Regions from separate parts of the Homo sapiens genome. Here region 1 is linked to region 2. A link is a loop called in an ENCODE intact Hi-C map of the cell type or tissue named here. Cell type or tissue: B cell. All regions are shown on one strand. Each heading gives the region's core, and the rest is flanking DNA. Links, peaks and the distances in the headings are about the cores only.

Region 1 (5,394 bases), core at 286-5,285, 130 kb after region 2:
AGAAAATAAGTTGTCAAGGATATGCTTTCTTCACATGCAGAGATATCAGTTTGATTCCAATATCAATGCCGATTACTCCAATTTGAGCAGGACTTAGGGGCCACATTTTGACTGTGTGCAAGTCTTGTGATTGGTAGCGATGTTTGTTATGATTGTTGGAAGGAAGAAGACTGTGTTTCTACAACACAGAAACATGACATTCATTATTAAGTTGCCCTTGCTCAGATGTGTTTACTTAATATTCTGAATATCATAAATTCATAGGAAGGGCTTGGGCATATATACTTTCCATATAAATTGCTCTTCTTTGGTCCATTTCAGATGAAGTAGTGGAGCAGAGATCTGGTTCCTCAACACCTCAGCGTTCCTGTTCTGCTGCTGGCTTACACAGACCAAGATCAAGTTTTGATTCCACAACTGCAGAGAGCCATTCACTTTCTGGCTCTCTCACTGGCTCTTTGACCGGAAGCACATTGTCTTCAGTTTCACCTCGCCTGGGCAGTCACACCATGGATTTTTTTGAAATGTGTGCCAGTCTGATTACTACTTTAGCCCGTTGATCTGTCTCTAGTTTCTTTCTGTTATTGCACTATGAAAATCAGTTATATTCTTTAAATTTTTATCTTACTTTTGGATAATATCCACTGCAATACTAATTGAGAAACATGAATTATTTCCAGGGGCACACAATGCTATTGAAATTACTGAAAACAAAATATCTGACATCTTATTTACTTGTAGAAATCTGTAATTCTATTGTGCCTATGATAAATTCACATAGGCAATATCTTTAATAGGTTAATATCAATGAAGATTTTTAATTACAATAATGAGTTCACTACAGACGATTAACACACCACACTGGCGAACCATCTCAATGTAAGGGTGGTTTGGCAACACCTCCTTGCTTTGCTGTTTGGTGTAGGTAAATCTAGTTTACTTCCTAAATTTCAGTAGGCTTTATGCTGTGTTTATGCCCCCAATTTATTTTAACAAAAGAAGATTAAAAAGTAAAAGAACCACGAGTAAGATATTATTTAAATGTTGAAATCTTAAAAACCTGCCTCCAAGATTTCAGAAGCCAAGTTTTTCTAACAGTATTTGTACAAATACTGCCTAGTGTATTCAACAGAAGGACTGTGGTCATGTAACAGGTAACCACAATTTTCAGGTTTCTTAAAAACAGCTGTAACTAACTCAGGATTTTTATCTTGAGATTTCCCTGAATAATATATTTATCTTAAGAGCCTTCAAGTTTCAAATTAATATTGGAACATCTGGAATTGCAACAACTTTTGTCTTTTACATAAACTTACGTCATTTAAAAAATGTCTTCAAAATCTACCTTTCTCAAATTCTTTTTGCCTCTATTTATTTTTGCATTTCACCAACAGTGATAAAATAGTTAAATGAAACAAAGCAAAGTATCAACAGTCCCTTAAATGAGAATCCTTATCTTTGATCTTTATTTTCTGTGTTAGGTGTTAGGGTCCTGGTGCAGCTCATAATGCTAATTCTTCATTGGAAGCCACTCCCTTCACCTCACCTCACCTAGTCACTATTGTCTTTGTTCATTGTTTGATCCTGAGTGGTTGATTGATATAGCTTTGAATCTTTTCTAGTCCAAGTTTGAAAACACTGTTCTGGCCCTAAGGGCTGGCTATGACCTTTACTGTTGAACCTGATAGGGCAGGGAAGCTTTGAACATCAAGAAAAAATTTTTATCTTAAATAAATAAATATATATATTCACACACCAGTGCTTTTAAGCAAAAACCAGTTTTTTTGTTTGTTTGTTTTGCTTTGTGCAGGTTTTCTTTAAGATTAAAAAAACACAAACTATAGCAGGGTAGATAATAGTTTATTGATTATATTTTGTTTTAGTAAAAGTATTTAATTTTAAATTCTGTGTAATTTATCTAATTTGTATTTATTCATTTGTTATTTTTATGTTGTAATTAACACTTATTTACCTGGATTACCCTAAAAAAATTAAGCTCTTGAAAACAAAAAAATGACATTACCTTGACAGGCTTCTCTTTGCCAAAAGTAATGTATGTTCTGCCAAGAAGCAAATGAGAATGTTAGACTAAGTTTCTCCTGTGTTAGTGGAAAACAAGTGTGTCTATCTTTAAATATTCTTTGAATCAGGAGTTTGCGTTGTGTCACATCATATGGCTTTGCAGATCTTTTAAAAACTGATGTTAAATAACTTATAAGTCCAACTTCTTAATATCAAGATAAATGAATAGTTCACCAATTTGGGAAGGAGGGCGGGTTGCAATTTGAGATAGTTTAAGGTTTAATTATTGAAAGACTGCCATCTTGTGGCACCAAAAGGTAATTTTTACATGATTATTTGTATAGTGATAAGCAGTCCTGCTGTGTTAGCCTGGTCCATTATAGATATGGCATAGTTTTGGGTTCTCTAAATGGGTCCATACCTCTTTTGGGAAAAAACAGGGCCACCTCATAATATTTGCCTGATTATGAATGGAATTACCTTAGAAATAAGGAACTAATCAGATTACTTAACCCCAATGACAAAATCCACAAAAATTTTGAAGGCAGAGAAACAGAAGGAATCCAGTGATGTTTTAGCTCCATTAGTCTAATAGGTCAGATATTAAAAAATTGTTCATATCAAAATTACCTTATATGGATTATTGCCATGTTTTTTGAGAGTTAATTATTTACTGTTTTCTAATTCTTGCCAGTATTTATGAACAGCTGTAGCTTGATATTTACCTACTGAATTTTAGGAGAACTAATGGTCACAGTTTGGGTTCTTTTATGTGTATGTTTTTAAAACAGCTATTTTGTGAATCTAGGTGGTTGGTTTTTAGAAGATTTCAGGAGATGCAGTCCAGCACAATTAGAGCTGGAACATTGTTACAGCAGGCTTTTTGTTGCTCATGGGCAGATAGAGGGAAAGAATCAGTTGTTAGCCCCAAATTTCCACATTTCAGTGTTGTAAACTCTGAATGTGATAGGTAGATGTGGGCTAAGAATAATTTCCTCCAGTGAAGACACGGGAGAAGAGCTTCTATTATGAGGTTATAGATAAGGCCTTAGTTATATCATGGAAATGGACTCCATGTAGTTCTAGAACTGCATTTCCCAAAGTATATCCTGTGAGATGCTCCACAGAAAAAATGATTGCATGGACTAAGTTTGAAAAATGTTGCATGCTACTCTTCCCCTCGAAGATGACAGTGGATGTCAGCATTAAAGACTTTGACAGGTCTTTCTGTGAAAAAAAGAAAGCCACATAACTTTGTTGAACTTTGCCCAAATTAATTTTTCATTTTAAAAAACTTAATAGCCCATGAAAAGCAAATTTGGGAAATACATTTTTTAGGAAAATACTGTCCCAGAATGCCATAATTAGGGTAGTTAATAATTAACACTTCCATTTCTCTTACTGGTTGTTGGGAGAATCTGATTGAAAATTAGAATTACTTTGTTTTAACTTGCAGACATGTTCATCGTGAGTGAATGCTGGATTAAATAGAATTTTCTGTGTCTGCAACTTGTTTCATGACACCTTGGTTTTCTTAATCATCTTGTATTATTATTTGAGTGCAACATTATTCTTATGCATGGGTGACTGAAAAACCTGAAACAAGATTACTTGTTAAAAAAAAGTCTAAGAGACTAATGACTCATGCTTATGGCTCAGTGGGTAATGAATCAGTGTCACTGATTCTTACTTTTAAAATGTGTAGTCAGTGAACATTTTCTAAATACTTTTCTTTGGGATACCATATGAAGATCTAATTCCTTATGTTTCAGTGTAGGAACAGCTACCTTCTCAAATAGAATATGCAGGGAGGGAAGTAGGCAAACCATTTACAAGTTGGGTTTTTGTTTTGATTAACCTGTTAAGAGACACTTTTGTAATCTCTAGTGTTTACATTCCTTTATACTAGCTATCTATAAAGAGAATCCAGAAGGCTAAATTAATCAGAAATAATTATATTTCTATGTCAGGGTATTGGCTATATGTAGCATGAACAATTCTCCATTTTCTGCAAATGGGTTTTTCAGGACAGTTTTATAATTCTGAGTTTGCTTTTTCTTATTCCCTAGACAGTTTGTACTCAGGGAATACAAATTGATTTTTACTGTTAAATGAGACATAGTTTAGAAAAAATCATAAGCAACTATTGTAGATTTTTGATCTGTTTGGATTTATCTGTAGCATTGAATAATGTGCAGTGTACTGAGTTAATGTAGGCACCTCACTTTGGATTTATAAAATGTAAAAACCTGGAACATGCCTGCCACAGACACCACTTTGTCTATTCACCGGGTACTAATTTACATCCTATTAATGGTTGTAAAAGCTGAGTGTCTAAATGCTAGACATGTTCACAATTTTGTCTGTTTTTGTTTATTTGTTTTTAAGACCCAAACCTTTTCAATCTTGCATTTATTTACTTGGTTCTCCTGTGTCACCCTGTGGCTTTTTAAATAGGGAATGTAATTTATTTTAATAGTAGTTCTCAAAGACTCTATTAAAAACTCTGGACGAGGGATATGTGCAATCTGTTGGTAAGTCACATCCTATGTTTGGCCTCATTTTTATAACTCCTAAAATGAGAAAGGTAGATTTTAACACTTCTAAGGTACCTTTGAGCTTTAAAGTTCTTTTCTGCTTTTCCATATGATTTGTGTTAGTGTTCACTTTTTATATATTTAGAGTTTTTATATGAGTGTGAATGTTTCTGTTTTGATTTGGTGAGGCATGTCAGAGGTATATACTTGAATATTTTTCTAAATACAGCTGCTGGAGGAATGCAAATGGCAAAAATCATCCAGAAAACCAAACACGGTGAAACATCACATCCATTTGGCATGAAGCAAAGCATTACAAATTTGGAGTGATGAAAGTGTTCCATATATTTTTTATAGTGATTTTTCGATCTAGAGACCCTTCATATTGTTTACTTACTATTACGATAACTTTGAGAGGTAACCAGAGAAAGCATTTTTGCCATTTCCAGATGAGGAAGCAGGACCAGAAAGCTCTTCATAAAGCTTTAACACCATACAAGTATCCAGCAGTGATCAATTGCTCTTTATAGGAAACCACCTTTCCTCTGGGGAAGAACAGTCTGAATTAATAAAACATCAGAGTGGTTGAGTAGTAAAAATAAACACAGATGTATTGCTTTCAAGTCTTAGAGTGACATAAAGTAGTCTTAAATAAATAGTTCTTAGTTTATTTTAAGCAGTTGATTGTACTAACGAGATGTAATTATCTGAAGTATTTATGATTAGCATATTGGTTTTTATAAGTATTTCTGAGTTATTGAGGGTGCTTAAAAATGCTGAAGAAACTTTAAAACATGATTCTTCTTATAATTTTATGTGATTCTTATAGCACAAT
Region 2 (5,394 bases), core at 339-5,338:
ATCTGATTACTTCACTTTGCAAATCATGAAATTACTTGCAAAGTGAAATAATAAGACAGGGTCATGTGCAGTGGAATATAGTGGCTTGTCTTACTTGCAAGTGGTCATAATTTGTCCCTCAAACATTGTTAGCTCCATGAGGCGAGAGCCTTGACCTTAATACCACAATCAATAATGGTGAAATCCTAAGTCAAAGAAAGAAATAGTAACTACATGAATTTTATAGGTACCTCCCTGTATGTTTCCTGTCTGCTTTTCCTTATCTGTGAAATGACTTTTATTAATTTAAGAATACACATATTTTTAAAAGTCAGACTGGCTGGGCGCAGTGGCTCACGCCTATAATCGTAGCTCTTTGGGAGGCCAAGACAGGCAGATGGCTTGAGGCCAGGACTCCAAGATCAGCCTGGCCAACATGGTGAAACCCCATCTCTACTAAAAATACTGGTGTGGTGGTACAGACCCATAGTCCCAGCTACTCCCTGAGGCTGAGACACGAGAATTGCTTGAACTGGGCAGGTGGATGTTGCAGTGAGCCCAGATCATGCCACTGCACTCCAGTCTGAGCAACAGAGGGAGACTCTGTCTCAAAAAGCCTGTTATTCCAAAAGCAGATAAAAGGGATAATAAATGGATGTTTAAATAAGACTTTTATATTTCCATTTATAAGGCTCTGTGGGCTATTTTTCCATAACTAAAAGATCATAGTGTTAATTGATGTATGTAGTTCTATGCAAACAGGTATTATATTTGGGTAACTCTTCAAAGGACCGCTACAAATACTTGTTATTATAAAACTGATTTGAACAAGTAATAAAATATAGTGTCAACATATTTCTTTAGATAATGGGAAATAAAGCAGCTAACCAGACATATAAACTTGAAGGCCTCTTTGCCTTAAACCCTAAAGTTGAATAATCTTACCAGCAAATAAATTGCAATAAAACAGACTTGATAATTTAGAATGGTGTCATTTCAAGGTAATTAAGTAATTAGAATTTCTGGCAAACAAACTTACCAAAATTCACACATCAAAATGACATCCAGTTCATTAAATTGGTCTGTATAAAAACTATAATATCAGCAGGGATAAATGCCTTTTTAAGATTGACTTATTGTGTGTGACAACAACAGCACATCATTCTTACATAACTGATACCTCCCAACATTTAAATGGCCTTCATTTCTAAGATCTCTCGTTACCTCATAATTTTCTTTCTCTCTCTTTTTGACTCCCAATATTTAATAATTAATTATTTTTAGTTTTGAAAAGGTATGAATTGGCTCTAGAAATATTGAAGAGGAAAGTAGCTGAGTCCCTTTTATATAAAATTGTATGGTCAAAAAGTAAGAGCCTAAGTTTCTTAAGCCATTGAAGTTAACTTAAGAAGACATAGACATTTTGACTAAGAAGAGTCTGTTTATCCAGATTCTTCCAAACTGTTATATTCATATTCCACCTCTGGTTTTTACTAAACAAAAATTGCTAGCTTGCTGCTATAAGTGTTGGATTTGATATCACGAGTGCTTCCAGAGGACTGAATGGAAACATCTACCGTAATACTCCTGAGAAAAGGCAGGAAGGGGCAGGGGATTAGCAGAAGGGTTTCTGCTGTTTGACCTGAGGCAAGCTGAATAACCTCCCTGAACCTCAGTTTCCTCAACTTTTAAATGGGGCTGACATTTTCTGTAGTTGTGAGGAGGGTTTAAAAGTATAAAATGAAATAATACATTTGAAAATGCTTGGTACACAATAGGCAATCAATAAATATTAGTTGAATGTTAATTTTGTTTTTTCTTTGAGATAGAGTCTTGCTCTGCCACCCGGGCTGGAGTGCAGTGGCGCGATCTCAGCTCACTGCAGCCCTCCTGAGTTCAAGCGATTCTCGTGCCACAGCTGGGATTACAGGCATGGCCACCAAGCCTGGCTAATTTTTGTATTTTTAGTACAGACGGGGTTTCACCATGTTGGCCAGGCTAGTCTTGAACTCCTGTCCTCAAATGGTCCGCCCACCTTGGCCTCCCAAAGTGCTGGGATTATAGGCGTGAACCACTGCGTCTGGCAAGTTGAATGTTAATATTTTCAATGAACACTTTATTTCTACAAAATACCTCATTTAAATACAGCTATTTAAAAAGCATTTATCAAGTACCACCTTGAATATAACCATTTAATTGTAGTCATCCTTCCCTGAATAAAATAACATCTTCAGCCTCTCAACTCCTGTCTTTTTAAAATATGCAATTTCTTGAGGTTTCAGAAAGTATTAATTCAAAATACTTATTTTCTTGAACGATTTACTTATATGTTGTTTTCTTCAGGATTGTTTGTGAAATCTAAGAAAAGCCATTTGCTTAAGCTAATAATCTTGTGAGAGTACAAGTGAAAGTACTTTCATTTTAAAAGCACTTTCACATCTATTATCTTATTTTTATCTTTACAACTCACTGAAGTAGGTGGAGTTGCTATCATTAGTCCCATTTTACAGATGAGAAAACTGAGGCAAGCTCACTTAACTGGATAGAACTGGTTTTCCCCATAGGTAAAATGAAAATGATTCTAACATTAGCTCATGCAGGGTGAAGTGTATAATGCTTTACAGTTTATAATATTTATAATACAGTTATACCCCTTACAGTTTATAATGCTATTTACATTCACTGATCTTGTTTCCGAATAGGTAAGGCAGAGATTATTATCCTTGTTTTAGAATAAGGAAATTGAATCTTGGAAAGATAGGAGATTTGATTAAAGTTGGTGGTGAGGAGATTCCTGAAGAGCCACTGGAATCCAGGTCTCTTAATTTCTAAACTAAGGTTTTTTTCTTTACCCCACAAGGTCTCACACTCAAAGGTGCTCAGAAATTTCTGCTGTTCAACAGTGAATTCACAGAGTAACTTAGAGGGACTGAAGAATTAGCTTCATGTCTTTAGTAAAGAGACAGAGGGGAAGTTGTATTTTGTTTGTAATTTCTTACAGGCTTGGAAGGGAACAACATTGTTGCACCTTGTGTCTCTGAAACACATTTGGCTTCATAATTTGTCAAGCAGTTTTTTTGTTACAAAAAGGGAGCTTTAAGAACACAAAATCGTAGTGGTACTGGAAAGCAGTCTTGGATTCATGTCAACATTTTTACCCTTTTACAAGTAGTAATCTTTTCTTAGCTAGAAATTAGAGCAGTTAAGAGCTAATCTTATGGTAATTCAAACAGTTAATGTTGTTCATTAAAAAAAAAATTAGAACGGATGGAGGAACTTGCAAATAAAGATGCTTCAGAGAATTTCCAAAACTGGTCAACTAGAGCTTGGCTGATAACTTAAAAGGAGAGTGATGCTGCCATCTTGTGTCATTATAGGAAAGTGCCATGGCTCCCAAAGTGAAAATGGCAGTAATTGGGGGATGGGGAATGATTGAAATGGGAATTAAGAACTTTTATAGCAAACATAAAATAATAGCCAACAGCGATTCGATTTTGACTATCCTAATATTGGTTATTCATTCAATAGAAATTTATTGAGCATCTGCTATGTACCAAACACTCTTCTATAAGCTAGGGATATGGCAATGAATAAAACAAAAATTCCTGTCCTCATTGAACCTTTAGGCTTTAATTATTCGATACGTGTTAACTCCTTTAATATTCCAAGCATCCCTGTAAGGAAGGTTTTTTCATTTTACAGATGAGGCTACTGGGGCACAGGAAAGTTAAGTAACTTTAACTGCCAGGTGATAGAGCCTGGATTTGAACCCAGGCAGTCTGAGATAGGAGCCATCAAGTCTTTATTACTATTACTTTTAAATGATTATTTTTCTGGTGAATATTTAGAATTAGCCAGCTGGACTCAGCTTAGATGATCCCAGTTTTGTTGGCCACATCCGAAACGTAAATCAGGAGGCAATTGAACATATGTGTTCTCTCCACCAGGCCTGATCAGGGTGTTGACCTTGGCCACATCAGGGTCATAGAGCTCCTTCATAGCCTGTTTGATCTGGTGCTTGTTTGTTGGCCTTGATATCCACAATGAACCCAAGTGTATAATTGTTTCCTTTTTCGTTTTTGCACATTACTTCCTTTATAGTTTATCATGAAGACTTTCAAATATACAGAAAAGTTGAAAATAATTTACCATGAGCATTTATATGCCCACTCCCTAGAATCCACCATTAATACTTTATTCTACTTGTTTTATCACATATCTATCATTCTGTTATCCATCAATCCATCTCGATTGTCATGTTGTTTTCTATCTTCTTCATAGCAGACTCAGTGGTCAGTGGAACTGATGAGGCAGAGTGAGTAAGCTTGTTTCTCCTGGGGGTGCTCATCCAAGGATATTTGGGCTGCTTCCACAACCACAGTGCCTTGGGCCACCAGAAAGAGGGTGCCATATGGATCTTTTTTTTTTTGTGGCCAAAGCCTTTGTTTTGGCATCAGCTTCGGTGGGGGCAGGAGCTTCCTTCTTCATCTTCAGCGCCATCTTGTGAAAAGGCTAAGATGTTAATAATTAATCTGTAATGAATAAACTTTGTCTGTGTAAGGCAGCAGCCCCCAACCTTTTTGGCATCAGGGACTGGTTTTTTGGAAGGTAATTTTTCCGTGGACCGGGGAGGGGAGTGGGGGGATGGTTTCAGGATAATTCAAGCACATTACATTTATTGTGCACTTTATTTCTATTATTATTACATTGTAATATATAATGAAATAATTATACAGCTCACCATAATGTAGAATCAGTGGGACCCCTGAGTTTGTTTTCCTGTGACTAGATGGTCCCATTTGGGAGTGATGGGAGACAGTGACAGATCATCAGGCATTAGATTCTCCTCCTTGCAAGCGCAGTTCACAGTAGGGTTTGTGCTCTTATGAGGATCTGATGCCATCGATGATCTGACAGGAGGCAGAGCTCAGGCAGTAATGCGAGCTATGGGGAGCAGCTGTAAATACAGATGAAGCTTTGTTCGCTGGCTGGTGGCTCACCTCCTGCTATGCAGCCCAGTTCCTAACAGGCCACGCACCACTACTGATCTGTGGCCTGGGGGTTGGGGAAGCCTAGTCTAAGGCACACAGGAGAAAGATTAGTGGTTTCTGAAGTGGTACTTTAATTGTGTGCATCTGGGAGAAAAGAGCAGAAGGTTGTTTGTGTGCATGATGTGCACATATATATATAAACATTTATGCATTTATTCACCGAATTCAAATATATGTATATATATACACTCACTGTATACATATGTGTATATTTATTCAATATATATGTGTATTTACTTGCTCATTTAATCATTCATCAAATTTCATGATCACCTTTTCTATGCTAGGATTTATGCTAGGTGCTGGAGATAATCAAATTAATGCTTATGGCTTCTTTCTTCAAATGACTAATTTTTAGAAAAAC

Evidence for each region. Hi-C counts contacts between places; a loop is a spot of excess contacts. Peaks named below come from ENCODE experiments on the same cell type or tissue, not always from the same donor. Only the 100,000 strongest peaks of a DNase experiment are listed, where the experiment ranks them.
Region 1: it touches region 2 in a loop (17-fold over the local background); 24 of 110 quality-filtered maps call a loop at or near these places.

Annotation. Positions count from the first base shown.
Region 1 is chr1:56,707,154-56,712,547 of GRCh38, forward strand. It overlaps PRKAA2 (protein kinase AMP-activated catalytic subunit alpha 2), which reads left to right. Exons shown (of 9, transcript NM_006252.4): 9 at 322-5,394. The coding sequence ends at 560. Among named protein-coding and RNA genes, the nearest start is that of PRKAA2, 65 kb to the left of the region's middle. In B cell, for the core only: CTCF peaks have their summits at 2,334 (motif pointing left) and 2,539; a DNase peak (open chromatin) is centred at 2,318.
Region 2 is chr1:56,581,764-56,587,157 of GRCh38, forward strand. It overlaps the pseudogene RPL23AP85. Among named protein-coding and RNA genes, the nearest start is that of PLPP3, 4.9 kb to the left of the region's middle. In B cell, for the core only: CTCF peaks have their summits at 3,361 (motif pointing left) and 3,571; a DNase peak (open chromatin) is centred at 3,338.